Regions from separate parts of the Homo sapiens genome. Here region 2 is linked to region 1. The links are chromatin loops, found by intact Hi-C in ENCODE. Cell type or tissue: heart left ventricle. All regions are shown on one strand. Links, peaks and the distances in the headings refer to the core of each region. The heading gives the core; the rest is flanking DNA.

Region 1 (16,583 bases), core at 2,883-10,882:
GTGACTAGCGTTGTAATAAACATATGAGTGCAGGTGTATTTTGGTAGAATGATTTATTTTCCTTTGGGTATATATCCAGAATGGGATTGCTGGGTCAAAGGGTAGTTCTATTTTTAGTTTAAAGAAATATTTTAAATCCCTCTTTCCCATATCTCCCTGTAGAATTTTCTAAAATGCTGTTTGTTCCATGTATTCTGATATTCAGAAAAAACAATTATTTTGCTTTAACTTTGTACAAAGTTCTGAGGATCAAGATATTACCAAAACACCATCTCTGTTCTAAATATACATTTTAAAATTATCATGCATAATTAGTTATGTGTAAATGTTTCTGCCCTCACTGAACTGTGAGCACCTTGAAGAAGGGAGCTAGACCATATTCATCTTCCTGTCTCCAGTGCTGACCACAATGTCCTGCACATAGAAGTGCTTAGTGAATATTTATTGACGGACAGGTGGATGGATGGGTGAGCAGATGGATGAATGGATGGCCATGCTATAGCCTAGCACATTTACAAGTAGGGATTTAATTCAGGCTATCCACATGGTGCTTGGCATGACTACACCTGTTAATCCTCTGGGCATTTATTATCCCACTCTTTTGTTTGTTTGTTTGTTTGTTTGTTTGTTTTTTTGAGATGGAGTTTCACTCTTGTTGCCCAGGCTGGAGTGCAATGGCACTATCTCAGCTCACTGCAACCTCTGCCTCCTGGTTTCAAGCGATCCTCCCACCTCAGCCTCCTGAGTAGCTGGGATTACAGGCACGCGCCACCATGCCCAGCTAATTTGTTGTTGTTGTTGTTGTTGTTGTTGTTGTTGTTGTTGAGATGGCGTCTTGCTCTGTCACCTAGGCTGGAGTGCAATGGTGCCACCTCCGCCTTCCAGGTTCAAGCGATTCTTCCACCTCAGCCTCTGGAGTAGCTGGAATTACGGTGCACGCCACCACGCCTGGCTAATTTTTTTTGTAGTTTTGTAGAGACGGGGTTTCACCATGTTGGCCAGGCTGGTCTTGAACTCCTGATCTCGGGTGATGTGCCCGCCTCAGCCTGCCAAAATGCTGGGATTGCAGGTGTGAGCCACCGCGCCTGGCCTGTTACTCCACTCTTAATTACACAGAATGCAGATATTTTCAAGATCACCTTGTCCAACTCCTTCAGTTTACAGTTGACGAAATGAGATTCAGAGAGAGAATTTGATTTATCCATAGTCACATAGCTTATAATTAAGTGGCAGCTCTTGGTTAACATCCAGACCTCTTGATTTTCAGTCAAATGCCAACTACATGATGTTGCTTTCCATGACTCATATTTGGAGGTTTTCAGGCACCCTATGGAGCAGTCTGTCCCTCCTGGCTCATCTGGGGCAATATGAGAGCAAATGGGGCTAGAACAAAACTGGATGAAAGGAGAAACTCTGGGGCTGCTGAATTCACATGCCGATGGTGCTGGGGAAAGGTATGAACAAGAATGACTCACGGTTATTCAGGCTGATGTCATTCCATGACTCCCTCAGAAGATGCCACACTCAAAATTCAGCAGATGGCATGCCATCCCTTCCCTAGGTTTCCTGGCTAACCTCTGGAGATGGTGATGTCCAGCCCTACTCCACTTACCAAAATCTCTGTTTTATGTAAAGTCCAGCCTTTGGAAACCCTTTCCAAAGAAGCTTTTTTCCCCACCACTTAATGGTGAGGCTGATGTAATGGTACTATCTCTAGACCTTCCTGATATAAGGAAATGCTCCTAATGCATTATTTCTGATGGTCTGGATTTTGGTTTCTCTAAGTTATGCCCAGTTACAATGCATCTAAATGCATATGATGGATCTATACTTAACCAGAATGTTGTTTATTAATAATTTAACCTTGGGCCAGGAGTGGCGGCTCACGCCTGTAATCCCAGCACTTTGGGAGGCCGAGGCGGGTGGATCACGAGGTCAGGAGTTTGAGACCAGCCTGGCTAACATAGTGAAATCCCGTCTCTACTAAAAATACAAAAAAGTAGCCAGGCGTGGTGGCGGGCTCCTGTAATTCCAGCTAGCCAGGAGGCTGAGGCAGGAGAATTGCTTGAACCCAGGAGGCGGAGGTTGCAGTGAGCTGAGATCAGGCCATTGCACTCCAGCCCAGGCGACAGAGTGAGACTCCATCTCAAAAAAAAAAAAAAAAAAAAAAAAAAAAAGAATTTAACCTTGTAGAGTAAACTATTTTAGAATGAGCACATAACAGAATAGAGGAATCTCAAAATAATTATGCTGAGTGAAAGAAGCCAGACCAAAAAAAGAGTACATACAGTATGATTCTGTTTATATAAAACTCTGGAAAATGCAAACTAATCTAGAGGAAGAAAAAGCACAGCAGTGGTTGTCTGGGGAGATGGGGAAGGAGTGGAAAGGACAGAGGGATAGAAAGGGGAGCAAGCAAACTTTGGAGGGTGATGAATATGTTCACTGTCTTGATTAGGGGATCTGCATATGTCGAAATTTATCACACTGTACAACTTAAATATGTGCAGTTTGTTGTATGTCAATTATACCTCAAAAAGCTGTTTTTCTCAAAGAATGTAATCTTTTAACGTTCAACTAAAATACTGTATTATTAAGTTTTCAATAAGAGAAGCAAAAACACTAGGATGCCTGTGTGTATGTATGTATATGTATTTATACAGTTCCAGGGATTTGACATTACATAATAGTGTGGTGTGGTTAAGTGGTTAAGTCATGTCTGTAAAGCTGTTGTCTTCATATCCAATGCTGGAGCTTGAATTCCAATGACAGGTTGTCAGGAAAGGAAGATGGATATAAAGTGGGGAAGAACCAGAGCAGGCTAGAACCCCAGACACAGTGGGGGCTCACAAGGACAGACTGAAACTTGCACCAGTTCTGAATGCCTCTAACCTTGGTTGTATAACGTCCTTCAGAGGCAGAGCCCTTCATAACAGAGCTCAGTAAAGGTGTGTACCTGGCCCAGGAGTTGGAGAAGCTTCAGGAGGATCCATCCAGGGGAAGGTGGAACAGTTGCAGGCCCAGCTGCTGTCTCATGCAAGAGGTGATCCAGCAGCGAAGAGACATATATAAGGTAGCAAATGGCTGCTGCTTTACTCCCCTCTCCAAATTTTGCCCGAGAATCTCTCCTGTGACCCACCCTAACCAGAAACACACAAAAAAGGGAATTCTGGGAAACAGAGTTCAGTCTAGTTGGGTTCGCTCTTTACAAAGCCACACCTTGACAACTTGGCCTCCTACTCTCTCCTTAACTCAAACTTAATTTCCAATTACAGATAATAACAAAGTTGTGCCTGCCTCTAACATGATATGTCTGTCCCAAGAACAACCAAAATACACTTTTCTGTAAGAGAGAATCCAACATTCTTGTTATGATTTTGGGTGATATTCATTTTTCTTTTAACAGATTCACAACAGATTCTCACCTCTCCTTTGATATCCTACAACTTATACATTGAGATATTAAGTTAAATAGTATTAACACATTTTATGTTAGATGATAAGGGAATGAGACAGAAGACAAATACAAAGTAATTGGTTAAAGAAATATATATACATATATTTATATGTATGTTTGCATATAGTCCTATAAAAATGAAGAAATACTCATAATTATTACAGTACTTGTATCTGTCACTGGTCACATGACCACAGCTGGTATTTAGAACTACATTCTTCCACTACCTACTTCATGTTCCCTTTGTTCTCAGTAAGTACTTTAACTGGTCTTGGGTTTTTGCCTGGTGATATAAACCAAATCTTTGTTCCTGAATGTTCTAGGACATTAGCAGTCTTGTTAAGTTGAACTGATGTAGTTTTCTATTCACTTTAATCACAGGATATGGTAGTACTAACAGGAAACCTAGAACTTTAGCTTTCAAGACATGCTCCTGATTCTCTTTGTGTAGAAGCAGCCTAGATTGAATCACTGCCTTCTTTGCCTGTTGATTCAATGGCATGAGTCAAAGCGGTCAGGTGGCACTCCAGATCAACCGAGTCATCATATGTCCCCTGACAGAAGAACTCCTCCTTTTGGAACTAAGACCTCTTTACCACCCGAGCCTGATGTCACAGGGACTGGAAGCAATCGTTTGTTAGTGAACTGCTAGGGATAATAGTGAGAAGATCCTGTCCTATTTCCACCCCTTGATCCCCGTACGCATGAGTTCTGGCTAAGGAAGAAACAGAAATATATGTTGGATGCTGATCTAGAGCATACTTTGCATCCTAAAAGACCATACATGAGTCTCCAAAAGGACATTCCACCATTCTATCAAGCCAGCTGCTTCAGGGTGACGGGGAACACGGTAAGATCAGTGGGTTGCATGAGTCCATTGCTGTACCTCATTTGCTGTGACACAAATTTGTTGGTCAAAAGTGATGCTGTGTGAAATACCGTGATAGTGAATAAGTTATTCTGTACATGGTTTTTGTAGTGGTTTTAGCAGGAGCATGTGGGCAGGGAAGTCAAATGCATATCCACAACAAGTGTCTATTCCAGTAAGAGCCAAACACTGCCACTTCCATGAGGGAAGTGATCTAATGTAATCAGCCTAGTAGCTGGGAATGGTGCCATGTCAGGAGCTCACTGTCAATCTCTGCTGTTAACAGATCAGGCACTCAGTTTTGGCACCACTCAGTGGTGGCTATAGCTAGATAGGCCTTGGTAAGTAGAAGTTCATGTCGATGAGCCCACGCATAACTGCCATTTTTTGCCACCATTGCCTTTTTTTTGTTTTTTTCATTTTCCAGTTGGGTAATGACAGGAGTTGGTTGGGAAGAAAGGTGACGAATGTCCACAGAATGGCTCATTCTGTTCACCTGATGAATAAAATCCTCCTCTGTTGAGTTTACCCTTTGGCGAGCATTCACATGGAACACAGATATTTTTACATACTATGCCCATTTGAAGAGGTCCATCAACCTACCTTTTCACCAGATTTCCTTGTCACCAATTTCTCAATCATGTTCCTTCCAATTCTCTGACCATACAACCAAATAGCCCATGAGTTAGTGTTGACTTGTACTTCTGGACATTTATTCTTTGAAGCAAAATGAATGACCAGGAGCATTGCTTGAAGTTCTGCAAACTAGGCCCAAGATTTTTATCCCTTTATCAGCTTGTCATAGGAAGCTCTCCAAGGGTCATAGGTGTAAGTTGAGAGAAAGAAGGCAATGTAATAGGAGTAAGGGTCACGGATATGTAGGCCACTTGCTCATGCAACGTATTTGTGCTTTCAGGCCCTGCTGAGGCCCAATTTCGTATCTACCACTTCCATTTAATCAGAGAGTCCTTCTGTGCATACTCAACTTTATGGCCTGGTGACTCAGACAACACTAGTAATGGGCAGCTCAGGTCATATGGTAACTTGGTAGCCCATCGTCAAACATTCAGTCTCTACCAAGGCCCGGTAATAACATAAAAGCTATTTCATAAAAGAAGAATCATTACCTATCAAGAATGGCAGGGCTTTCTTCCAAAATTCTAAGGGTCTTGTCTGTGCTGTACCTATAGGAGCCTGGCAAAGGCTTTAAACAGCCTTTCTTTCTGTTACTGGCATTTCAAGCACCATTGGCTCTTCTGGATCATGTGGTCTAAGTGGCAGAGCTGCTTGCAGAGCAGTCTGGACTTACGGAGCCTTCTCTTGTTCTGGTCTCTATTTGTGGGGTGCCTCAACATGCCTCAGACTTGATATTTGTGGGGTTTATTTCCTACCCTTGGTGTGCAAATGTCTTACCACTATATCTAGAGCAGTTTGTACTTTTTAATTACCAGAGAAGGAATCAGAAAAGCTGAAGGAGGATACATGGGAAGATGAAACAGCTGCAAGCCTGGCCACTGCCCACACCAAGGAAGTAAGCCAGCAGATAAGCCACAGTGTTTAGGGGGCGGCTGAAATGTGGCTGCTGCTTCCCTTCCACCCTCCTTTCTCCCACAAGAACCTCTCCACATAGCTCACCTTACCCGGAAAGATACAAGAACAGGAATTCTGTGAAATGTAGTTCATCCTAGCCAAGCTGACACATTACACACTACAGATTCAACTTATGATCTATTATTATAGGATGGAGAATCCAGTTTTTTTTTTTTTTTTTAAAAGTAGATGGCCTATCTTGGCATGATCTTCTTTCCTGAAGAATTCATCTAACAAAATTGTTTCTTACCTACAAGGCTTTGATTCCATAGAATTTGTGTGTATATTCTAGCTCTGGGGAGATGATCAAAAGGGAGCTGTTTCCAGAAACATATTATTTTTTAATAAATAAATTCTTAACAGTGTGAAAATATAGTCACAGTTTGAGTGTATTATTTATCAATTGCTTTTCCAGAGAGACTAAAATTTGCTTAGGTTTGAGGTTTTTTTTTTAATATTTAATCTTCAAAGTATTAGCATTTACTTTTAAGTTAAAAAGTGTGCTGTGGGCAAACAGCAATGTGATATGCTTTTGCATTGTACCAAAAAGAACATCTCAGCATTTGCTCTCCAGGCTTCTTGGAATGCAGTTCATTGTGGTGCTGTAGGTGACCATAGTGTTTCCAGAATTGATTGTCCAGGAAGTGCAGGGCATCCCAGTGTGTGTACCTGTTCCTCTGCAGAAAGCACTAATTTTCTTTTGTTTCTTTGTTTTGTTTCTGTAAACGATCTAAGAGAAGACTGATGTCAACTTTTGTCTCGTAATACACGAATCTATGAGTTTCTCTCAGAAAATGGTAAGATCATTGCTCTGTGCAAGAAAGGAGGGTGTATGTAAGGAGTATGTGACAAGCTTTGCAGGGACAGAATTCACAACAGAGAGCAGCTAAAGGAAGAGAAAGTACAAGTGACACTAAAGGGAAGGTGATTTTCAAATCCACCCTTGCTTATCTCAAACCAGTGCATGATTTCCTGATGAAGCCATTTGTCCACCCTACAGTGCTGTTGTTTCTAAAAATTCCTACCACAGAATAACAACTGTCAACACCTGCCTCAGACACAGCAGTAGGGAAGACTGCAAGTGGGAAAGAGATTTAAACACACCAACCTTTTTAGGAACAAAATCACTCATATCAGCTGATTTGCTGAATTAAAGGATTTTTTAAAGTATATGGTATTCTTTGACATAGTATTGGCTGAATAATCATTTAACAAATGTCACTGGTGGATGAATTAAGTAAGAAAGGTGTCACGTTGGCTCTTCATACAGACATTTGGCGAGTAATTGGCACTAAAAGGATTCTGATTTCTTCCCCTGCCATTTTGATCTTTCAAGTTTTAAAATAGCAAATAACATTGGTCCTTAGGGTTGGTCCATGTTAGAATCACAATGGACAGAGACCCTGAAAAACTGTACAAAAGAGGGAGGAACAGAACAGAATGGAAAAAAGTTATGGAAATTTTCCACCCATGGATGGGACACACCCTCATGCAAACAAAGCTCTGCGGCGAAGACTATATTTCATAAAAATGTGATAAAACACTTGCTGAGCCCTGAGGGGATGAACAATGGTTCTTTTTATTTTATTTTTTTTAATCTTCCAAAATTCAGTCTCACATGCTGAGCAGTTGAAGGGAAAGGCCTTTTGTCATATCTGTTTCCAAACATCTATTTCCTTTCTGGAGCCCCAGAAGTTTGAGTTGCTGTCACAGTGAGGAGCTCTCTTGTGTCAGCCACTCTGATTCTATGTCCTTGTCCTAACTAGGTTGTCTGCCAACGCTAACTGGCCAGCTCTGACAGGAGGTGCGTGGCCCAGGAGGAGCCATCAGGCCAGTTCTCTGGGATACTGCTGTGTCTCCAGCTCTGCAGTTTGCTCTTCGTCACTCAGCGGCAGACGGAGAGGCAGACACGAGCCCCTTGTGAGCCCTCCTCCTTACCGTCATCTCACAATGCTCTGAAATAAGGAGGCAAATGGCTGAGGTCCCCTCAGTTGTGAGTATCTTGCTTCCTTCCCCAATGCCTCTTCAAACCACTTTGTCAAAAACAACAACAACAACAAAACAAAAACAAAAACAAACAGATTCTTGTGTTCATGATACTAAAACAAAATTGCGTAAGGTCTGTTGCTTAAGATTAAGCACTGGCCGGGCACGGTGGCTCACGCCTGTAATCCCAGCACTTTGGGAGGCTGAGGCGGGCGGATCACGAGGTCAAGAGATCGAGACCATCCTGGCTAACACTGTGAAACCCTGTCTCTACTAAAAATACAAAAAATTAGCCGGGCGCGGTGGCAGGCGCCTGTAGTCCCAGCTACTCGGGAGACTGAGGCGGGAGAATGGCGTGAACCCGGGAGGCGGAGCTTGCAGTGAACTGAGATCACGCCACTCCACTCCAGCCTGGGTAACAGAGCAAGACTCCGTCTCAAAAAAAAAAAAAAAAAAAGATTAAGCACTCAAAAAATGTCAAAGTTGGTCTTAAAAATCTGGCTGTGGTTAATGGGATCAGCTGCATTTTTCTTTAAAATGATGTAACCCATCTCCTCCATTTTACTTTTGCATTTGACTTTCCAACTTCCACGCGAAGGAACAGCATGTGGTTTACTTGTGGTCATATGTTACATGTTGCTTTGGTGCTTTACAACTTTCAAAAAGCTTTTATACAACAGTGATATCATCAGTTCCTCAGATAACCCTGTGATGTGGGTAGGTTGATGGATACTCTATCATCATTTCCCATATGAGGAAAGAAGAGTAAATAAGTTACACAACATGGACGAGGTCACCCTGCACTTCAGAGGTGGAACCAAATTCCAACAGAAGCATTGAATTTCTAGACGAGTTTTTGTTTGTTTTTTATCTTTTCCATCACACCAAGCCACCTCTGTGAAGGAAAATTGTATGCATCTCCCTAATCCAACATTTTTCATGTTAATTATCCACTAAATTACAGCCACAATTTGGTAGTCTCAGTAGCTATTCTGGTTTGAGGACAACTTTTTCCAAATTTCCATATTTTTTCTACTACTTTATCATTTTCTTCTCTACTTGGAATGCCATACTTAACATTCACAACAACACCCTCTTTTATCTTTCTTCTTTCTTCCCTTTCTCTGTTTTTTTCTTTTTCTCCCTTTGTCTCTCCTCTTTTTCTCTCTGCCTTTCTCTGTCTCCTTTTTGTGTGTTTATTTTTGTTTTAGTTTTAGAGACAGGGTCTTGCTATGCTGCTTGGGCTGGTCTCAAACTCCTGGGCTCAAGCAATCCTTCTGCCTTAGCCTCTCAAAGTGCTAGATTATAGGCATGAGCTGTCATGCCCAGCCTAGTTTTGTTTGTTGATTGCATACTGAAAGTAACACATGACTAGAATATAAGAGAACTGAGTTTGAGATATTATAATTTCACATAACCTCTATAGGTCTCTGTTGTTTTATCTCTAAGATTGTTTTTTGTAAAATAATGATTTTCTACACAAGTGAAGAAGAGGGAAGGGAAAATGGGATTTTTGTGCTAATCAAAAATAATATGTGGTTAAAAAAATTGAGGGCTACCTAATTTGTAGGTTTTCTTATTTTAAGTAATAGATGATAGGATCAAATCCAGGTCTTCTGTCTACAAGTCAAATATTTAGGAAGCTGCTGGGTGCAGTGACTTGCATCTGGAGAGGCTGAGGCAGGAGGATCACTTAAGTCCAGGAGTTTGAGGCTACAGTGAGCTACAATTGCTCCACTGCACTCCAGCCTGGGTGACAGAAGACTCCATCTCTAAAACAAAATAAAACAAAACCAAAAACAAACAAACAAAAAAAATTATTTAGTGATTTTATTTTTTAGTGACTTTGTTAGCCTTACCAATAAGTTACTTTTACTTTTTTTTTTTTTTTTTTTTTTTGAGACAGAGTCTCGCTCTGTCCCAGGCTGGAGTGCCGTGGTGTGGTCTTGGCTCACTGCAACCTCTGCCTCCCGTGTTCAAGCGATTCTCCTACCTCAGCCTCCCGAGTAGCTGGGATTACAGGTGGGTGCCACCACTCCTGGCTAATTTTTGTATTTTTAGTAGAGATGGGGTTTCACCACGTTGGCCAGGCCGGTCTCGAACTGCTGACCTCGCGATCCTCCCACCTCAGCCTCCCAAAGTGCTGGGATTACAGGCATGAGCCACCACGCCCAGCACCAGTAAGTTATTTTTAATATGAAATTCCAAGACAGGATATACAAAATTTAGGAAAGAAAGAAGCCAGAATTTTAACAAGCTACTCCTGTCTTCACTATTATTAATACCAGATAATTTCTCATATTGATGGCATTTTTTTCTTAGAAACTCTAATCTAACAGTCAACAAAAAAACTACAATAAGCAAAAGAGGATATGAGACGATTATTCTAGCATTCTATTTTTCTGGTTCTCTTTGTCAAGCTAAGCGTTATGAGGTAATGGGGGTGTTTGTTCTGACTGGAAATGTGTTGCATTTAGATATTATATACAAAGGTTTTTCCTGGAATAACATCGTTATTTAGCTAAAAAGCTATAGCTCCATAGACTTGTGTGCTCTGAACACAGCTGCATAATTAGTAATCATCATTAATCATTTCTACTTCTGTACTTTTATCACCAACAAAATTATAGCAACCTATATTTTTAGTAAATTTTAATTGCAAGTTTAATTTGATATTTATTTATCACTATAAGAAGCAGTTTGCTGAACTGATTACGCAAATTTAAAATGATGTTTCTGAAGATAGAAATAAAACTTCCCACCAGGAATAAACAGACTTTTCAAAAGAAGAATATCTGCCTCTTGGCAAAAAAAAAAAAAAAAATAGAAAAAAAGAAAGGCTTTTAAGTTTTTTCCACCTTTAATGTGAAAATGAGTATTCATACGGGATGGCTTTAGACTACCTATTAGAAAATGCATATCAAGTAAGAGATGTATAATTTATAGAGTTGATTGCTTTGAGCAGAAAAGCTTAAAAAGGAGTTTTTGCAACTCAGGTTGTTCTCAAGAGGCAAACGTATGCTCATTATTCAGAATTGAAACCTGCCTGTGAAATACACAACAAAAAGGAAAAGAAACTTAGAGAAATGTTTGAGAGGTAAAATGTTTTACCACTCTTGGAAAAATTTTCTTGCTTCTTTTCTGTAAGAAGGAATAAGATAGTTGTTAACACTCTTGAAAACTATCTTAGAGAGTGAGGCTTGAACAGTTGAGGTTTTCTCATGGGACTGTGCACTGATGTCTTGTGGTGCTGTATCAGTATCTCCAGGCTTTCTTAGGTGGACAGTTGAATGGATGTGTCAACAGAAGCTGAGAAATGTTCTCTCAGCCAGGCTTAAGACATGAAAAGAAATGGCTTTCTTCATTTACAAAATTGAGCCACGAATAGACTCAAGAACAAAAGCCTAACAAGGAAGATGAATAACATAGAATTATCACTGTCACTTACATTATGTCCAGAATAACTGGATTACAAAAGGCAAGTCATGTTGTCAACAGCCCGAGATATGTGAGGAAACTCTCTGATGAAGGCCTATGCCCAAATGTCCTGAAATGGAAATCTGAGACCTGTGAGTACAAAAGTGCCCTGAATGTTCTTAACTGGCAGGGTGAAGGCAAGGGGACGGGGCAGTTTCTAAAGCAGCTAGAACCCTTCAATCACATGCAAGGAACTGGTAATCTGAAAAAACAAACCACCAAGAAAGAGTACAGATAAATGTCATAGCAAATCAAATGGAACATGATAAGCCAAGCTCTATACTCCTATTAGAACAGGAAATTCCAAGGAGAGATACCTTGACTTTTAAATAGTCTGCAGACACAAGCAATGCATTCTTCACAGGCATCTTATTTCCTGTTTTTGTTTTGTTTTGTTTTTGACTTTTTAGTATTTATTTTAACGTTTTTGAAAGAGATACATTTTTTCCAATTTAAAAAGAAAGAGACATGACCATCAAGAGTAGGTTAACATATAGCAGAATACCATATAAATGAATTAGCTGCTAGCTACAAGCAGCAACTTGGATGAGTCTTAAAAACATAACATTGGGGCTGGGCACGGTGGCTCATGCCTGTAATCCCAGCACTTTGGGAGGCCGAGGCGGGCAGATCACGAAGTCAGGAGATTGAGACCCTCCTGGCTAACACGGTGAAACCCCGTCTCTACTAAAAATACAAAAACAAAATTAGCTGGGCGTGGTGGTGGGCGCCTGTAGTCCCAGCTACTCGGAAGGCTGAGGCAGGAGAATCACTTGAACCCAGGAGGCAGAGCTTGCAGTGAGCCAAGATCACGCCACTGCACTCCAGCCTGGGCAACAGAGGGAGACTCTGTCTCAAAAAACAAACAAACATAACATTGGACAAAAACACATCACAGAACAGTATGTATAATATAGTACCATCTGTACAAAGGTCAAAGCAGGTAAAATTAAACAATATATTATCAGGAATCTATAAATAGGTAGTAAAGCTATAAAGAAAATCAAGGAACAAGTACCATAAATTTCAGTATTGCCCTTAGTGGCAGGGAGAAGGAGATGTGATCAAGAAGGGCACAAAGGTGTCGAATACTGGCAGTGTTTTGTTACTTAACGCTGCTGGTAGGAGCCTGAGTATTCATTTTATTATCTTTACACCAATTATAAATGCTGTCATCTACTTCTTTAAATGTATGATTTGTAAGTTTGTTTCCTCAGAAAAGATGAGTCAAGTTTCAAAATTTTATTTCATTTATTGAGATCCAAGTATCCCTATTTTCTGAGGGTGGCCTTTATCCAGAGACACCTATGAAGAAACCCAACATGCAGAGTTTCCAGATCCATAGACAATGCTGCCAAAGTGTAAAAAATAAATAAAATAAGATAAAAATCCGAAAAAAATTATTTTTTTTAAAGTTGGTATCCATATATATGAACTGACACTCAAGGCCTTTTACAACCTGAACCCAATCTTTCTTTCTAAGCAGATGATATCCCAGAACTTCCCAGTGGGACCTTTTCCTTGTTAAATGTTATTCCCTGGCCAAGCCTTACATTTCCCATGTTTGTGCTGTGATTATCTCATTCCATTTACCTGCATTTCCCACCCTCTTGCTGATTGGCCATCTTAGTTTGATCTTTTCTGGGAAGCCACCTCCATAACCTTTGTCTGAAGTGCTCTGGCTCTCTTGAGCTCTCAACAACTGCCAATTTAATTCTCCTAGCAGTTAACCTTGGGTGCCCTGTAACAACTGCATTTTCACCAACCAAACCCCTTTCCCTCCTGGGCAGAGAGCTTGACTTTATTTTCTGTCTTCCCTTGCAGGTAGATGTGATTGAGTTCTATCTACCAGAAGCATATGCCTCCTGGAAGCCTGGTTCTAACACCTCCCACAAAATCCTTCAAGCACTTTTTTCTGTTCCAAGGTTTGCTTATGGGGGACCCAGTGAAGTGCTTCAGAGCCCTAGAGATTTGCTGAGTCATATGAGGGGTCAGCAAACTTTTCCTGTAAAGGGTCAGATAATAAACATTTTAAGCTTTGTAGACTGTATAAAGTCTCTGTTTCTTCTCCCCCTCCTCCTCCTCTTTCTCCTTCAGCTTCTTTCCTTTAAATATGTACAAAACCTTTCTTCTTTTCCAAAATCTGTCTATATTTGACCTGTGAGCTGTAGTGTGCTGAGTCCTGCATTAGTAGGAAAGATCTTGAGTTTCAGAATGACGATGTAAAGCAGAGACCCTCCTCCCCGCACCCATTCTCTGCAACCGACACTTGGATTACTTTTCTTTTACTCTTTGTCTTTCTCTGAAGTATAGATGTATGGTTGGCTTTCTGAGGTCAAATATAATTAAGAGGTAGCCAACCATTTGGCAAATTTGAACCAAGAAGAGTTCTGATATAAAGAATGTAGGACCCATTCACTCCCAATTAGTCTCTTCACTGAAAGGTGGCTTACACCAGGTATATCTCATTTGCTAATTTGCTTAGTCCATGTCTAGGGAACCATTGTGATCAAGCCAATATACCCAGGCCAGAGCAGCCTGCTTTAGAATCAAAGCTTTAGGCTAGGCGTGGTGGCTCACATCTGTAATTCCAGCACTTTGGGAGGCCGAGGCGGACAGATCACTTGAGGTCAGGAGTTCGAGACCAGCCTGGCCAACATGGTGAAACCCCGTCTCCATTAAAAATACAAAAATTAGCCGGGCATGGTGGCGGGCCCTGTAATCCCAGCTACAGCTACTTGGGAGGCTGAGGCAGGAGAATCACTTGAACCCAGGAGGAGGAGGTTGTAGTGAGCTGAGATTGCATCACTGCACTCTAGCCTTGACAACAGAGTAAGACTCCACCACAAAAAAAAAAAAAAAAAAAAAAGAATCAAAGCTTTAAAATCCAGCAGAAGTAAAATTTCCAAGTGGGAGGGAAGAGGATCAACAGGAGAATCTGCAAGAGTAAAAGAGGAAGAAGATGTGTGCTGCATGGCACAAAATGAATCTGCAAAGCATCTGGGAACTGCAGGTATGTCTGACTCATAATATTAATGCTTTGCTTAGGACCCCTAATCTCCCTCCTTCTCTTCAATTTTCTGAAATAACCCACATCTGTGAAGTGTTTTCCTTTGCTTATATTTTCAGACCCTACTGATGCCTGGAACTCACTGGAGTCAGCATGTCCAGGCAGTCATTGTAGCAAGTCAGAGTGGTGTGATGAAATGCTTCAGGAGAAAAACATTTCACCACAGCCTGGTTCACTCAGATACCTTGCCAGGTACTGTGGTTCTCATGTGAAGAAATTACCCTTTACCTCTTTCAAGGTGTTTCCCCCTAAAACAGCAGATTCATTTGGACACTGAGTAACTCGCTATTTTTTTTTCTTAGGCCAACATTTGTTTTGTTCCTTGAAGCTGCAGGTTCAAACTCAAGTGTGGTTTTTCTTTCTATAACACACTCAATCTTCAATGACTTACTCACGTGCCAAGTTTGAGAGACACAAAAGGAATACCGGTGCTAAGCAAAAAGCCAACAGACTCTTGCTCTTGTTCTTGTAACATACTTCTAGAACCAAAGGAATGGGGTCTCCTTTTAATTGTGATGTAAAAAGTAGAAGAAAAGAGAGTTAGCTTTTCTATAGTTGATTTAGAAAAAGGGTCTCTGAAATTACATTCATATAATATATACTTTCACTGGAGTAAGCCGTATAGTAGATCTTCATTCTCAGCAATCACAATGTACTCCAAGTGACTTATTTATATGTGAGTTTTGACTCCACCTGCCTTTGTTAATTATTTGGTAAGCTACTATTAATAAGGTATTCATAGCTCATTTGCTAACTCTTCCAGGGAACCAACATCTCACTCGGGCCTCTGATATTGTAACTGTGGGCCTTTAAGAAACAACGGAAAACCCAACTGAATAAAAACTGACCTCCTTTGTGGCTGCCCTGATGGAAGGGGCTCAGGAGCAACAGCCTTCATGGTGCCCACCCTCTGGGCCAGAACAACGGATGCCCCACAACTGAGTTTAGTGCCTCCAAGAACCACAGGTGAGGGTTCTGGGGGTAGGGAGAGTGGGAGAAATTTCACCATCCCACAGATGAATGAACACTGGTCTAGTGTGTTTAGGGCAGTGTACCTTGACCCAAAGGGATTGCATGGAATACACTTTATGTTTAATCTCCTAACACCTTTTTGCTAATGCAATTACTTGAAATATAACTCAATAGAAAGACACAACCCTCCTGAAGTGTCTTGAAATGCTTATTGTACAGGAAGGTTTCTGCTTATTTGCTTAATTTTTAAGGATTTGTAGCTTGATTTTTCCCCCGAAAATGGATGAAAGGATGAGCAGTGTTAAATTTTGAATATCTTAAGAAGTCGTGGCCCTTGTTAAATTTTGTTTGAGAGAATTCATAGAAAGTTACTGTGAAACAACCATATTCTTAGAAAGCTTCTCATTTAAGACTCAATTGGGTCAGAGCTTAGGTTATTCTGAGAGCTGAATACATTTGTTCTCTCTCTGAATCACAGATTCTGACATGTTATTTTAGAAGTTCTTGGTCTTTTTCTAAAAATTGACAGGCATATGGAAAAGTTAATAATTCAGTAAGTAAAATATGCTTATATCTGCAAACAACAGAGATTAAAAAAAGGTGCCCTATTTTTATTGTTAATCTTTCTAAGAGTTTTGAAAATGCAAACCCAAACTTGACATAGAAAAGGTACAAAAGATCTTGGCCCTTAAATTTTCTCTGCTGTTTTTCATTTCATGCAATGTTTTAATTTTCCTTGAGATGAAACCACTTAGATACCAGCTTTAGATCACTATGTCCTATACTATAGGATGTATAGAATTTTAAAAGGTAAGAACATTCTTGGGAAAATGTGGCTTCTATGAAATATAGTCACAAACATAAATAATGGCTATTTCTACATTATTTCTCTTCATTTTTTATTCATATTACATTAATTATATTCTTATAATTATTTCAGTATTCCTTTTTTTTTTTTTTTTTTTTGAGATGGAGTCTCACTCTGTCACACAGGCTGGAGTGCAGTGGCACAATCTCTGCTCACTGCGACCTCTGCCTCCCGGTTTCAAGCAATTCTCCTGCCTCAGACTCCCGAGTAGCTGGGATTACAGGCCCCCGCCACCACACCCAGCTAATTTTTGTATTTTTAGTAGAGGCGGGGTTTCACCATGTTGGCAAGGGTG
Region 2 (16,583 bases), core at 4,152-12,151, 190 kb before region 1:
GATTTTGATCTTTTGGGATTTCAGCATTAAGGATAATGGTGTTCAGGATTGTGTTTTTGGGGATTCTATTTGGCACCCCATATGCTCACATTCTTATTGTAACCCTTTCTTCTTCTAGCTTCCACAGCCCCAGTCTCCGGGTTTGCTTCATTTGATTATTTGTTTTTCTTTTCCACATCTCTAATCTTCTTCAGGTCAATTTTCCTTGTTTTCTGTATTTGCTGTCCTCAAATTCCATAGGACTCAAAGTATGGCCCAAGAACAAGCTGCATCAGCAACACTGGGAGCTCTTATTATAAATGCAGAATTCAGGCCTCACCCCAGAGTTACTGAATTGGAAACTGCATGCATTTTAAAAAGATCCTCACGTGATCTACTTGCACATTCAGGTTTGAGGAGCAGTGTTCTAGATGCTGGTGCTCTCTAAGGTTCTGTCTGTCTGTTTCTCTCTCTCTTTTTTTTTTTTTTTTTTTTTGAGACAGAGTTTTGCTCTTGTTGCCTAAGCTGGAGGGCAATGGCATGATCATATTTTTAGTAGAAATGGGGTTTCACCATGTTAGCCAGGCTGGCCTTGAACTCCTGACCTCACGTGATCCGCCCGCCTCAGCCTCCCAAAGTGCTGGAATTACAGGTGTGAGCCACCGCTCCCGGCCCTGTTTCTCTCTTTTTATGGGCAGTCACATCTGCACCAGACTTTGATATTTACATCCTTATGACTTTCAGAGTAACTCCAGTTAGATATATCTTGAGTGCCAGGCATTTATTTGGATTTGCTTAACTGCTTGCATATCCCATAGGCACCATGAGCCAAATATGTCTAATATTGAACTAATTTTCATTTTCTCCTCCATCTGCCTAAGCACTCAAACCAGAAACCCATTATCCTTGATTCCTCCTTCTCCCATCAGTGGTAGAATATACTAATAGAGAAGCATCCGCTATATAGCATACCATGGGAAAATTTTAAATTAAATGCTCCTATTTTCTCATAAGTCAGTTTTTCCCCTCCCTTTCACCCAAAATAAGAAATAGGAAAATTCAGTTGAGGTCGGCTGTCAGACCTGGTTTGCTTGTGGATTCCTGAGAGAAAGAATGAGAAAGCACAAAGTGTTTCCATTGGAAAACACTTGCAAATTTGGCACAGCCTAGCTCTTTTCATTTGCTTCTAATAGTTTGAAATCAGAGTAGAGGAAGAACTGAATCCTAAACAAGTCAATTAAGAGTGGAAGCGGAGGGCCTCTCTTAATGCAAGAGATGGCAAAAAGGTATACACCCTGGCACCCCTTCTGACCGCTACTAAAAGGAACTATCTGTAATACTTTGGGAGTTTACTGGATGTTGTCATTTCTTGATTCTTTTTTTTTTTTTTTTGAGACGGAGTCTCGCTCTGTCACCCAGGTCAGAGTGCAGTGGTGCAATCTCGGCTCACTGCAACCTCCGCCTCCCAGGTTCACCCCATTCCCCTGCCTCAGCCTCCCAAGTAGCTGGGACTACAGGCGGCCACCACCACGCCTGGCTTATTTTCTGTATTTTTACTAGAGACAGGGTTTCACCATGTTAGCCAGGATGGTCTCGATCTCCTGACCTCATGATCTGCCCACCTCGGCCTCCCAAAGTGCTGGGATTACAGGCATGAGCCACCGTGCCCGGCCTTGATTCTTAAAGCTATATGCTTTCGGGAGCAAACGTTTATGTTGAATTTTCTTATTCTAGGACTTGTGTTGCCTTCTGAATGACATCTAGATTTGAGTTAATCTTTTTGTAATTACACATGTGGGGTTGGAGACTGCTGTTTGCCTACTGATATTCTGCATCCCCTCCTCCTCAAGGACAGAATTGTGACCTGATTTGAGGTGGCCTCTCTCCCCTGCAGTCTTTAGCACACTGAGCAGCTGGAGAATGGTCACATACCGCAGCATCTCCCTTCACCGCCCCCTCCTGCCTGGCTCTGGAGTGAGCATCACACCTGTGGTGCCTATCAGCCCTGGGGGGACAGACTGCTGCTGCTTGTCGCCGAGTTCAGAAACCTCAGAGAAGCATGTCGTCTCCGCTGGCAAAGCTCCCACCAGTACCCCGGAGCCCCAGCACGCTGAGAAGCAGAGGTCTCTGTGTCAGCAAGGTGGGAGATGTGCTCCAGGCCCTCACCTCTGATTCTCTTTTCCTTAGAAACTGTTAGAAAGAAAGCTTAGCATCTATCAGTCTCTTAAGATCATCGTTCACCTGGATTTTGTCTACACAGCCATTTGGTATCTGGACTGGATAACGAACCACCATCTGTAACTCAATTTGTATGGGGAAAGTGTGTTTGGCACTCCAAACATCTAATTTACTAAGCACCATTTGCAGCACGGCCTGTGTGTGTTAAGTGGATTCCTGCCAGGGTATGTGGACTGAGATGAATCAGGAATCAGGAGCCTCAAAATGAAAAGTGGATTGGATTCCTAAATATGGCTGTGGCTATGCACAGGAACAGATTTAGAGAAGTTAAACCCATAGATGGTTGAATTCAGTAGAAAAAAAAAAAAACTAGCAATTTGACGTGATTCAACTATTTCCTCACTCACTCACTCTGCTGGAACCAAAGTGGTTTATCCTTTCTTTTATCTAATACTCCAAGATATCCTCATATAGAAATGTAAATCAGGCCACCACTGAGTGGGAATGCATCCCCAGAAATGCTCCTGCACAGTGAGTGTTGAGTAAGGGAACAGCAGTTCAATGTCCCTCCTGTTACCACACAGAAATTTCTTTAAGAACTGGCTGAGAAAATATCTGTTTGACATGACGTTAAATCCTTTAAACCAGCATGCTATGCTAGACCACTATTATTCCTCTTTTTTTATTTTGAGATGGAGTTTCTCTCTTGTCCCCCAGGCTGGAGTGCAATGGCGTGATCTTGGCTCACCTCGACCTCCGCCTCCCAGGTTCAAGCAATTCTCCTGCCTGAGCCTCCTGAGCAGCTGGGATTACAGGCGTCCACCACCACGCCAGGCTATTTTTTTTTTTTTTTTTTTTTGTATTTTTATTAGAGACAGGGTTTCACCACATTGGCCAGGCTGGTCTCAAACTCCTAACCTCAGGTGATCTGCCTGCCTCGGCCTCCCAAAGTGCTGGGATTACAGGCATGAGCCACTGCACCGGGCCTTTTTTTCTGGAATAGTAGAGCAAACAACTTGAAGGATACATGTTTTGTGGGATTCATCTGGGGTTTATTTCTTTGTAACTTGCCAATTTCTTGTAACTGGCCAAATCTTTGGAAGGAGATTAGAAATACAAAGAAACAATACAGGAAAAATAGCAATTTTCTGTAGCTTTCCCAAAGGGACTGAGAAGTAAGAGCTGATCAAATAGGTACAGATCAAAGAGGCTCAAACCAGAGGGGAACCAAAGAGAATATGATTTGCATAGGTGATGGTGCCACAGATGGCCAGGGGTCATGTTCCTTACTGGCTGTTTGGGCTTGGGCAAGACAATGAAAATATTTAAGTCTCATTTTCTTTCCCTGTAAATGGGGAGAATAATAACAAATGATATCTGCTGCTATTGTTATTTGGCCAAAATAATTATCCTAGGCTTGAAATGGTACTGATGAAAAGAAAGTGTATATAAGATCTAGTAGTTGATAGCACAACAGAGTGACTATAGTCAATAATAATTTAATCGTACATTTAAAAATAATTAAAAGAGTAGAACTGGATTTTTCATAACACAAAGGATAAATGTTTGAGGTGATGGATACCCCATTTACCCTGATGTAATTATTGCACATTATGTGCCTGTATCAAAATATCCCATATCCCCCATAAATGTATATACTTGCTATGTACCCATAAAAATTAAAAATTAAAAACATTTTAAAAAGAAAATGCTTGTGTTTTAGAACATTATTCTCGTTCTTTTGGGCTTTGATGGACCAACCAATTTGAAGTAAATTCAGCATTTACTTTTGAGAAAAATTACTTTTAGAAAAGGAGACACTTGGTTTTAAAAATGCACACTTTAAAGTTTATTGTTTTCTTCATAGCATCTTTGAGATTCTCCTTACTGTCTCTCTACCCTAAAAGAAGCATAATTGCGCCAAAATCTCATCATTATTTTAAGAGGGGATTTCATATACTGCTTTACTTTGGCTTTAGGCAACTCCATCACCTGAAGTTTTACCAGAAAGATTGAGATGAAAATCAATTTGATAACACTGTCATAACAAATCATATGACATAGTAGAGGCTCTTGACTTGTGGTCTTCCAAATTTTCTCTGCTTCAGGGTCTTGGGTCCTAATACCCATGGGGATGCTAGGATAGTGTTATTTACTGAAAGCAGGGATGCTGGGGCTAGGGAGACGAGCAGGATGGACAGATGTTCTTCTGTAGGTATGAAAGTTTGAGACACCAATTTGACATGCAAGTATAGACACCATAGCCTTGAGCTATGGAGATGGTTGAGCAGAACAACTCCTTTAGCACTGTGTTCTTTGAAGTCCTAGAAACTTCTCAGAGAGCTTCCAGAGCACCGAGGTGGGGTGGGAGAGTGACTTTGGGTCTTCCCACCCTACCCTGCTTCAACCAGAGCATGTTTTACTGTGTTTCCCATCATGGTTGCCATGAAGCTTCATTTGAAGGAAAAAAAAAGAGACATTTCCATAACTTAATTTTTTAAAAAATCCACTGAATTGCAGAAAGGATAAAGTGGTGTCCGAATATGTAAAATATGCAGATTTTATTTGTTTGAGAAACACAAGGATGTATTGTTTGACAGATCATCTAAACCAATTAATCCCTAGAATGGAAGACAGAGGGAGAAAGAGGAACAAAACTGTTCACACAACTGCAGTTGGTAATGGGATTATTTCATTGGCCTAATTCACTAGTCAACTGAATAATCAAACACTATATGCATCTCCCTAGATGACGTCAACAGTGACCTTTTCATGTATTATTTTTTTTTATTCTATGTGTCATGAATCCAGTACAATCTGAGAACACAGACATTATTTTATTCCTGTACTGTGTTTCCAGGACTTGGCTAAACAATGGGCTGGACATCATTTCTCTCTCTTCAGAACATGGAAGAAGAATTTGAAAAGTTAGAAGACTATATTAGATGCCTTTCTTCAACCAAAATTATTCACTCCCAAGAAAAATATGGGGTAAAATGCTAGCAGATAAAACTGTTGAACCAGGAGGAGATATAAATCTAGGTCCCTAAATTGTGAAACGGTACCGAGTGTAATACCATTCCCTGTGTTCCTCTCCTTCCTTCTAATTCTGTCCCCCTCTCAAAGCACAGCTTTTGTCTTACTTTCCTAACAATTTCCAAGAATGCCTAACATCTCCCTGCCAGTGTACACACATAGCCTTGATTATGTGATTATGGTCCACTCCTTTGATATCTTCCCAACCCATTTGAAAACTTTGAATACTAAGGTATATCTTATATGTTTTTATTCTTGAAGTGGGCATATACTAGATGTTTAATGAAAACATTGCCAATGCCCTTCAGATGGAGACCACGAGGAACACACCTGTACTTAAGCAAGGTCAATTCATGACTCCTTGCAATGAGGGAGAACACATACCGTGTGAGCTATGGAGGATGTTGGGAATGACTAATTGTACGATTTGAGCTTGTGTTAGGTGACTTGAGGGAGAGTTTTAGAAAATGAGGCTTTGCTCTGGATTGAACAGTTCTAGGAAGTGCAGTTGATTCTGTGTTTGGATATTTTAACACATCTAGAAGGAAGGACAACTAGAATGACGCTAAAGCTGTGATTGGTAAAACAGCAGCTGTCACTCAGATTCATTAGGATAGGGGAATTTGGGTCATTTTTGTTGCTCCGACAAGGTTCATGCTTTTGTGGTTTAGATGTTATTATGGAGTCGTCTTGTTTTTGTCCTGATCCATCACGGTCATGGAGTGGCCTTGTCTAGTGTTGATGTTCTGTGAAACTATTTGCATCCAACAGGAGGGCACCAGGGCTAGCTGTGAGCACCAGACCAGCACTCGCTGTTGAGGGCTGCCTTGCTCTTTCTCGGTATTGAATTGAGTTGATTTTCAGCTGCAGTGTGCTTCATTAAAGATCCTTGTTTTATACTCAAGGGTGGGTGGAAGGCATCCCGAGAGACAAGACCTCTGAGCTCTAATAACTGATCAGCCCTGTCTTACTTACACTGAAGACATTATATAATTTCTTTTCAAGGTTGCCTTTTGATCTGTAGAGGGAGTTGCCTTTAACTTCAAGAGGGTGTCCTAATTCTTTCCTTTAACTGGAATTTCATCATCAGGATCAAAACCTAATTTCTTGTTTATGCTAACGAGGCTCTGGAAGCTAACCTTTAGCATGTTTACCTCATTCTTTAAAGAGTCTAGGCTACAGTGAGGGTGAGCTGAAAACAATGCAGTCCTCTATGCCTGAGGACTGCATTCTATATTCAACCAGTGTGGCCATTTCATGACATCAACACTGTTGGGAAGGTTTTGGTAAAAAGCAGCACTGCATCTATTTGATTCAATCATACCTAACCCATTTGTTTAGTGGTTTGCAATAAATAATGACATTTGAGAAGTGGTTTATAATCCTTGTTGCACAGTAGAATCAAAGGGAAGCTTTTAAAAAGAAATCCTGGTTTAATTGATCTGGTGTGGGGCCCAAGCAGGTACTAATTTCTTTAAAGAAAAATACTCCACAGGCAATTCGAACAAGACTCACTGGGAAAAATAAAAGGGTCTTTTGCCCCTAGTTTATAGTGTAAATTATTCTTCGAGGACATCAAGGGAGCTTTGTGACTCTTGGTATCCAGGCTTGGTATAATTTGTCTTAAAATAATGGTAGCACGTTTGCTTAGGCCAATGCATTTTATGTGACTAGATGTTGGAAAAGCAATATTAAGTTAAAGACTCAATTGAAGAATGAGTCATCTTAAAACAAACAATATTGGCTAGTTTCTCCAAGACTTTGGTGAGTTAAAATAATTCTGCATCCGTGGTCATCCTCCCTGTCCTATAAACAGGATGAGGGTGCAGTGACGGTAAAAAAAGGGAGCGCCAGTGTCTGGCGCGGGGTTGACAAGCAGACATATAAACAGAGTCTTGGGAGGAAGCTGTGTTTATAGCAACTGAAAGGGAAGCCCTAACCTCTGAAGTAAGTAGGGGATGCTGGTGCCTATAAATAGTCAGGCAGGTTATTTTCAACATTTGATAAAAACTATTCACCAATAAATATTTTCTATTATGTATTATAAATTAATCATTAGTTTGACACCCCTGCAGCTGTCTATTGTACTTAGAGTTTCTGCAAAAATAATTATAGATTGAGCAACATAACTTCCTTGTGTATAAATAGCAATATGTTTGAAGTCACCGAGTTACAGTACTAAAACTCTGAAGGAGAAGGCGACAGTGTAAAAGTTAACTCATTTAACTCCACTGCGTCTGTAAAAGCCAGCATCAAATGCCTTTAAAAGTGTACCTGTGTAACTGATGGTAGCCGTTACCCTAGTGAAAAATATTTGTTGCAAAGAAAAGGCTAGACTAAGCAATGTTCTCTGAAACATTTAAAACATCTGAAAATAAACATTTGTGGATTGACTGATGTGATGTAGACACAGAAAGGTCTTGGACTCATAGCTTGTTAAGTTAATAAGTTAGGCTCCTGGGATACATGATTACCTTCAATTGCATTCTAAAGGGAGACATTAAAAATTTTATTATAGTGGAAGCATGCCATGTGATGTCCCCAATTTTGAAGATATTAACTTTCATTTTAGAAAATAAAAAGAGAAAATACCACTGAGTGGTTAACATTAAAGACTCTGGAGCTAGACATTTTGGGTTTAAATACTAACTCCATCATGTACTATCTTTGTGTAATTTGGAGCAAGTTATTTAAGGTGTTTTATTTCTTCCTCACCTATAAAATGGAGATAATAATGACATTCATAGAACTGTTGTGAAGATTAAATTATGTAATATAATAAAACACCTGGAACAGTGCCTGGCCCTTAGTAAGCATTTGTTTTACATATCAGGTGCTTGGATTTTTGGTCCTTCAGAGAGAGTCGAATAGTTGTGGAGTGAATTTCAATTGAGCAAGAAAACCTGCTGAAACAACGTTTGTATATGGATGATTACTTTCTGAAATTAAACCTGGTTCAGTGTCAGTAAAATTTTATGCTAAGTATCTTGTCTAAGGAATAAGGCTTAGAAAACCCTGAGACTAGGGCTGTTGTTTTTTCATCAGTTGACCTTGTACTTCCCATGACTTCTGAAGGGGAACAATAATTTCTTTGAACAGAAATCTCTCTGTTTCCATCTCAAGATGAAAAAAAAAAAAAACACCCCAAGCCTAATTAAAACAATTTCAAAAGATTTTTGTTTACAGTGTGAATAATATTTAAGTATCTGTTACAGAAAGTGTTTTCACAAGCGTGGAGGAGCCTCAAGGACAGAGAGAAGATCTGTAGCCCTTTGTCATATACTTTTTTCATCTTCAGGGGTTTTACAAGGTTGACTTATTAAACTCTCCAGTGACCTCATCTACTCATAGTACCTAGGGAGCCTGTAGGGAATGTTTCCACACTGGGGCTGTCCACTAGCCTTTCTTAATAAAGGAAATTAAACTGATTTATGATAGCACATGAGCTCAGATGCTAGAGAGTAAATGAAAGAGATTTTGAAGATATTTGTGTGTTCATATCTCAGGAGGCTATGTAATTAGTTCCACTCTGATTACCTTTAAATGATATGGCACTGACATTGAAATGGAAGGTTCCATTATTTAGCAACCACTATCTAAGCAATAATAACAGCAAAACTAAAAGTGAATGTTTACCTGACATTTATTACATTCTGGCAAGGTTCTGTGCTTTACATATTAGGCATACTGGATTCATCCTCCCAACAACCCTGTAAGTACCATTATTAACTCAGTCCCAGAGCATGGGTGGCGGGAACCCATACGTTAGAAAATACATGGTAGAGTCAGTGGTGCTGGAATGTATTCAAAGGCATAAGATGATTTAGAGATCACAAAGTCTGGATCAAACCCAGATGCTATGACCCTGTGTCTCATGACCCAGCATTTCTCCAGCTAAAGAATTTCAAAATGTGAAGGAGAATAGCTCCTGAATATAGATTTTTTTTTTAAAGGTAAGGCACTGTTCTATTTATTTAGTGCACTTTGCTGAAACTGTTTTCTATCAGTATTAGAAAAGCATACAGTATAACTCGAAGATTTTTTAAAATAACAAAAAGTTCAGCTTGTTGTATGGCTGTGTGCTAATTCCTGATGTAGTGGGACTCTTTTTTCTCCACAGGAACTGTATTCTGTGAAGCAAATCTTTCCATAATCTCTAATACTGCCCCACAAGTCCTGAGTGAATTACATACTTTCATTATAGCCCTCCCTCCTCCACATTCTCCCGACCCTGGAAAAATAGCCTACTTTTCTATGAGGGAAAGAAAAAGAGGCCGTTAAAGAGGCCGTTACTTTGTGTCTGAAAAGAGTGAAGGAATTACTGAGCTACTTACAAGCTCTACACATGTGGAATCAATATAATTTTCCATCAGATGGTTCAAAAATGTATTCAAATTATGTGGTTTTGCAATGCTAAACTTTGGAATTTAGTTGTTAATAGGAAAGTTTTTAGGATAGTTTGCCTACCGAGTGCCATTATTGAATTTGAATAGCAAATTGTTTATAATCATACACAAACAATCTTTATTTAGGTTTTACCCATGTTTCCTGAAGGGCAGGGCAAGTTCTGAGTATATTATTCCTCTCTGTCTACTGGGAAGGTCAGGATTACAGACAATTAGAAGAAAGTCAGGGCATGAACAGATCTCTCTATGTATTCCATTAGTCTCCTGTTTTGATATTTATCCATGAATTTGAAGTCACATTTACTTAGCTACCATCTGATTTCCATGCAAGGTTTTTCGTAAAGAATATGACAGTGCTTAAAAATATGTGAATTTTTAAATAAGACTTTTGAAGCAATAATATAAAGGTAGATCAATGATTAATGTGGAATTAGATATCTACAAGAACTCCTGAGATGCAGCACCTCAAAATATAGTTGAACTGGGTTAAAATATGTAAATTCCTTAAAGTCAATGAAATGTAAAGTTACATTTCAGTTATGTGCCAAGCAAGGTCCATATAACTGGCCTAGTATAAACTTTTCACATGTGTTTATAATAATGAGGCTGACAGTGGAAGAGATGAACGTGGAATTACTATTAGAATAACAATTTACATTTCTGTAAAATGCCCTCATATAGGTAATCTCTTGATTTTCATTAGTTAGGTATTATTATTCCCATTTTATAGATTAGAAAACTTAGGCATATAGAGCATAAAAGATACAGTGCATGGAAGATAGCATCATCTAATGGAAACCGGGTGAGAGGACGGACTTTGGGATCAGACAGATTAAAAATCCCAGTCCCACCCCTCAATGCCTATATGATCTATGGAAATATTATTTGGCCTTCTTAAGCTTCATTTTCATTATCTGTGAAATTGGGATAATTCTGTTGACTTAACAGAGTTGCTGTGAGGGTCAAAGGCAATAAAGGTATGTAAAAAGCTTAGTTTAGATTTTTCTTGAAGATATGGGGCTCGATGCTGGGAGACTCCAAACACAGTGCTTCATGAATATTTGGTTGAGATCTCTGTTTTGCCATTTGCAATGTCAGGACATGCATTTTTGGGCCCTCTTGCCGAAGCCATAGAGAGCCCCTGTTAAGACAGGAGCAAAGTGACCTCTGCCCCAGATAAAAATTATTACCTTCCTGATGTATTATTACCCTCACCTGGATTAGGCCATCGTTATTCCCAAATAGTAACAATCTGCAAATGCATTTGTACAATAAGAATTGCATGGTCCTGGTACATCTATTTTACACACATTCCTTTTAGGGATTTTGTGGACACATATGTTCACCAGCTTTAAGAAATTGCTCTATCCACATAAAGAAGGATCACCCACAGCATGTGTTTACTGGTCTCCTCAATGTGTGAAGTTAGGGCTATTTGTTTGTAACATGCTCATATTAACTCTCTTTAATGTCTGCAAGTGAGGAAGATGACTGATGTTTGTTCACGCCTAAAATAGAGAAGTGGAGGAGTGGGAAGGAAAATTATTTGTGCAACATTACACAGAAAGTCCGTGATGAAGCAGGAATGAGAGCCTGAGTTGCTGACCTCTTAATTCCTTTCCTGTCTCCCACAGACAATGATGCTTCTGCAACTCCTGGGCAGGCAATTGCACCTTCATTCTTTTGTACACTTACAAGTGTATTTTCCAGGGAACCCACTGCAAGGGCCTCCACCCACTTACATACAACTTATATTTAGCTCTGATGACAGGGGTTTGCTTGACCTGACCAAAATCAAAGGAGAAGTGAGCCTACTGGGGCCTAGACAGGGCAGGAAGAAGCTCAAAGAACTGGCTCTATAAGAACTACAGAAAAATCTCTGACCTTGAGGTCCCACATCTCTGACCTTGAGGTCCTCAGAGAGAAGCAGCTATAACCCTGATGATGACAGAGATGAATTAAAATAAAAATGCTTCCAAATATCTGTTGCCAGGAAGCAGATGACATGCTAAATTACTCTGCAGATTGACTACTTAATTCAGCGATTTCCTGAGTCAGGAGTTGCCAGAAGAGCCATTTTGTCCTTTCTGGCAAAAAAGCCGCTGGGATTGCTGTCTCCAGTCCTCTTTCCTCTGCTTCCTGCTGTAGGAAGGCCTGTTTCCGCAGAGAGATGCCTGATTAGACAGCACTGTTTTAGTAGGCAGAGGACTAGGTAACAAGTTAGGTCTTTCATTTGACATTGATTGTGGGCAGTGTGGAAGTCATGCACATCATAAAAATACAAGTCCTTTTAGAAAATGTAAACTAGTGAATGAAAAGCAAATTAGACAAAGCAAATGTCTGAAAAGTAATATTGCAACATTTTCATCTATTTGATTTCAAATGTTTTGAAATGCCTGGTTTATTTTTGCACAAAGAGTCCTGCTTCAGTCCCAGTGCAGTTTTTTGGAACTGAATTTTGAGTGATGAGATTAGTATTTGCCAGGCGAATATGATGCAGCTAAGCAGTCTGATGTCAGTGAGTGGTGACTTTCAGAAGGCATAGCAGTTGGCTAGGGCCAACTCAGTTGACCCTGAGCCAGAATGGGCATTTTATAGAAACTGGTGGATAAGCTGTATCTCAGCTCCTAACTACTTTGCTGTACTGCGGAGTAGTGCCTCCACCTTATCTCTAAATTGCTGAATAAGATGCATATAATCCAGCAAGGCTAAACAAATAAAAAGCTCAGAACATCCAGGCAAAAGGAAACAAGAGTAGGAGGCAAAATGGAACCACAAATGAATGGGTTCACAAAACATGGAGTGAAGATTTATTTCTTCTGGTACTTGTTTAGCATCAATGTTGTGTGACCTTGGGTTAGTGTGTGTGTGCCCTGACCACTCAGGCTGTAAGCATCTCAAGAGCAAGGCTTCTGGCATTGGCTTCTTTCAAGTTCGTGTCTTGTTCAGAGCTTTACTTGTAGCCTGTGCCGCTTATATGTTTGCTAGTATTGACTGGTGATGGTTGAGTTTCTTCTCTTCCACAGGGTTCTACCTTGGAACTCCCAATATTGCAGCATCAATAAACGTATCAGCAATTATTTCCGGAGCTGTTGTTTTGGATTACAGAGCATCTCAGGTTATTTGCATTTAAGCAAATTTGGAGTGATTTTGTTGAATAATTTCTATTTTTAGATTTTTCACTCCAACAGCTGGGTGTTGGCTAGAAAGTCACATGTTACTAAAAGTGTTTGTGTAGAAGAAAAACGTCTATTGGCCACGAGGTGTTGTAGAAGAAATTCCTTCCCTGGAGGAGAGAATGGCTAGTTGACTAGATGTTCCTTTTAAACTACTCCATCATATTTTACCCTTGGCAATGAATTTGCAATGGAAGCTCTAAAACCTATTCTTATATTTGGGATTTCTTTAATTCCAAAGAAAAGAATATAAATAAATACTTCATAGGTGGCTTTAAAGTTTCTGCTCTGCCCGGGCGCAGTGGCTCACGCCTGTAATCTCAGCACTTTGGGAGGCTGAGATGGGCGGATCACCTGAGGTCAGGAGTTCGAGACCAACCCGGCCAACATGGCGAAACCCTGTCTCTACTAAAAATACAAAAATTAGCTGGGCGTGCTGATAGGCGCCTGTAATCCCAGCTACTCGGGAGGCTGAGGCAGGAGAATTGCTTGAATCCAGGAGGAGGAAGTTGCAGAGAGCAGAGATTGCGCCACTGCACTCCAGCCTGGGTGACAGAGCGAGATTCTGTCTCAAAAAAGAAACAAACAAATAAATAAATTAATTAATTAAATAAAGTTTCTGCTGTGGACTTTTTTAGGGGATATTTTTCAGTAGGAGGATTATACAGGACTGACAGGCCACTGGCTGTATCATCAACTGATTTGGGGATTTGTTGTCAACTCTGCAAAAGAAGGTTAAAAAAAAAAAGAGAAAAAAATTGAAACTTTCTCTTTGGCTTTTTTCCTGATAGCTCTGGTGAAAAGTTTAAGAGGGAAGAAGCCATAGATACTAACTAAAATAAAGTTCTGGTAATATTTTTATCCAGGCATGCTGTGCTACTTTGTTAACATAGTTAAGAGATAATCCATTTTAGTATAAATCAATAATGAATAATTAATTCCATTGTATATCCAAATAAAGGAGGAAACATTTCTAAATAAAATGGATAGTTCGGCTTGCAAATATGACATGGATATAAATTTTATGGTATCTTAACCTGTATTTTGAATTTCTTTCTTATTTGTATCTGATATTCTCCAGAGGACTAATTTAAACTGAAGAACAGGTCTCATCTGGAAGAATAAATGGAAAAGCACCTTCTGAAAAAAGAAAGTAATGTAGGAGGAGAGGAAGAACTTTCTACATATGAAATTGTATTTTAAAGCTATTTTATTTATTTATTTATTTATTTATTTATTTATTATTATTTTGAGACAGAGTCTCGCTCTGTCGCCCAGGCTGGAGTGCAGTAGCACAATCTCAGCTCACTGCAACCTCCACCTCCCAGGTTCAATCAATTCTCCTGCCTCAGCCTCCCTAGTAGCTGGGATTACAGGCACCCACCACCACGCCCAGCTAAGTTTTGTATTTTTTTTAGTAGAGACAGGGTTTCACCATGTTGGCCAGGCTGGTAACTCCTGACCCCAGGTGATCCACTCTCCTCAGCCTCCCAAAGTGCTGGGATTACAAATGTGAGTCACCTAAATCAGTGTGGTGCTGACAGGAGTATAGACTGCTCAGTGAATCAAGATGTCCCAGAAATAGATCATAGTATAAAAGATTATATAGTATATATCAAGGTGATACCACAAATCACATTGGAAAGAGAATATCCAGTAAATGATGTCAGAAAAATTGGTTATTTATTTGAATAAAAACCTCACTAGATTTCCATTTAATACCATATACCAAAATAAATCAAGATGGGTAAAATAGTTATACACTAAAAAGAAATCATGAAGCAACTGACAGAAAAGATAGGTTCTTATTTATTTGATCTTGTTATGAAATAAGATTTGTAAGAAAAGAAACCCCAAAGGGAAGGTTGTTACATTTGACAATGTAAATTTAAGAAAATTCAGAAACTTTAGAAACTTTATATGTTTATTAAAAAATATGAATTGGGCCCCGCGCAGTGGCTCACGCCTGTAATCTCAGCACTTTGGGAGGCCGAGTCGGGCGGATCACCTGAGCTCAGGAGTTCGAGACCAGCCTGCTCAACATGGTGAAACCCGGTCTCTACTAAACATACAAAAAATTAGCCGGGTGTGGTGGCAGGCTCCTGTAATCCCAGCTACTTGAAAGGCTGAGGCAGGAGAATCGCTTGAACCCGGAAAGTGGAACTTGCAGTGAGCTGAGATCGTGCCACTGCACTCCAGCCTGGGTGACAAAAGTAAAACTCTGTCTCAAAAAAAAAAAAAAAACAAAAGAAAAATATGTGATTTTTTTTTTTTTTTTTTTTGAGACATAGTCTTGCTCTGTCACCCAGGCTGGAGTGCAATGATGTGATCTCGGCTCACTGCAACCTCTGCCTCCTGGGTTCAAGTGATTCTCATGCCTCAGCCTCCCGAGTAGCTGGGACTATAGGCGCATGCCACCACGCCAGGCTAATTTTTGTATTTTTCAGTAGAGACGGGGTTTCACCATGTTGGCCAGGCTGGTCTCAAACTCCTGACCTCAGGTGATCCACCCGCCTCAGCCTCCCAAAGTGCTGGGATTACAGGCGTGAGCCATGATGAACTGTGAGTCAATTAAGCCTCTTTCATTTAGAAATTACCCAGTCTTGGGCAGTTCTTTATAGCAGCATGAAAACAGACTAATACACAGGTTTCCATGATTGTGAACCATGAACACTCATATATATATATCTCCTGGTGAACACATGCAGACTTTCTCTTGAGTATATGCTTATACTAAAGAGAAATTGAGTATATGCTTATGCTCAATGAAATTGCTGGATCAAAGGGTTATGTGAGTGTTCAACTTCAGGAGCTAATGCTAAAATAGTCTAAATAGTTTTACCAATTTTTACTCCTACCAGCAACTTTGTGAAATGCCTTGTGGATATACATCTTTTCCAACATGAGATATTATCAGACTCTTCAATTGTTGCCAACCAAATGGGTACACAATAGTACTTCATTGTTGCATTAATTTATAATTCCTGATCACTGAGATTGAACGTGAATTCATGTGTTTATTGCCCATATATGATTCTTCTTCTGTGAAATGATTGTTCATGTTTTTTGTCTATTTTTCTATTGGTTTCTTTATTGACTTATTGAACTTTTATATATATATATATTTTTTTTTTGAACAAATCCTAGTTGGTTGTGTATCTTTCAAATGGCTTCTTTCAGTTTATAATTTGTCCATTCTATTTAAGGTGTCTGTTGACAAATTTCTTAATTGTAACGCCTTAATTTTAATGAGGTCGAATTTGTGCAGCTTGTTTTTTTGCTTTTAAAAGTTAACATGTTGTGTGTTTCATATGTTATTTCCTGCTCCAAAGTCTAAAAATCATTGACTGATAGTTCCTCCTAAGAGTTCTAAACATTGATTTTTGACATTGAGAGAGAGAGAGAGAAATGTTTTCTTTCACTTTAATGCAAACCAAGTTTAACACTCGTCCTTCAAGATCCAGTGGAAGTGAGAGCAGTGTGTGTTGAATCAGACAGAATGCAGGAGAAAAAGCAGCAGGGCCTGACAATATAAAGTACCCAGTAAGGGTGGTAATGTTACCCTGCGGTACACAGATGACAGGGCTCTGATTAGGAATAGAAGAAAGAAGTACATCCCAATTCAGTAACTTACCAATTTTCCAACCAGATTTGATCATGTACTCCTAGAAACTCCCAAAATAGCCAGGTGATACGTAAAGGGCCTGAGTCTTTTTGCCAGTTGGGGAAAATACCACTGATTGGACTATATTATCAACAAAGACCATTGGGAAAAAACTGAATTACATTAATTACAGAGATATGTCTG

Evidence for each region. Hi-C counts contacts between places; a loop is a spot of excess contacts. Peaks named below come from ENCODE experiments on the same cell type or tissue, not always from the same donor. Only the 100,000 strongest peaks of a DNase experiment are listed, where the experiment ranks them.
Region 2: a loop joins it to region 1, with 2.3 times the contacts of the local background. A loop is called at or near these places in 6 of 110 quality-filtered maps.

The regions. Positions count from the first base shown.
Region 1 is chr6:134,522,163-134,538,745 of GRCh38, reverse strand. LINC03002 (long intergenic non-protein coding RNA 3002) reads left to right here. Exons shown (of 3, transcript NR_125856.1): 2 at 7,682-7,908; 3 at 13,203-13,428. Among named protein-coding and RNA genes, the nearest start is that of LINC03002, 9.6 kb to the left of the region's middle. RefSeq lists enhancers at 638-1,837, 3,391-4,590. In heart left ventricle, for the core only: no CTCF peak of the experiment used is centred there; a DNase peak (open chromatin) is centred at 7,745; H3K27ac peaks cover 2,307 bases.
Region 2 is chr6:134,715,590-134,732,172 of GRCh38, reverse strand. The region is part of intron 3 of LOC101928277 (a long non-coding RNA gene); the gene reads left to right. Among named protein-coding and RNA genes, the nearest start is that of LINC03002, 180 kb to the right of the region's middle. In heart left ventricle, for the core only: no CTCF peak of the experiment used is centred there; no DNase peak of the experiment used is centred there; H3K27ac peaks cover 2,029 bases.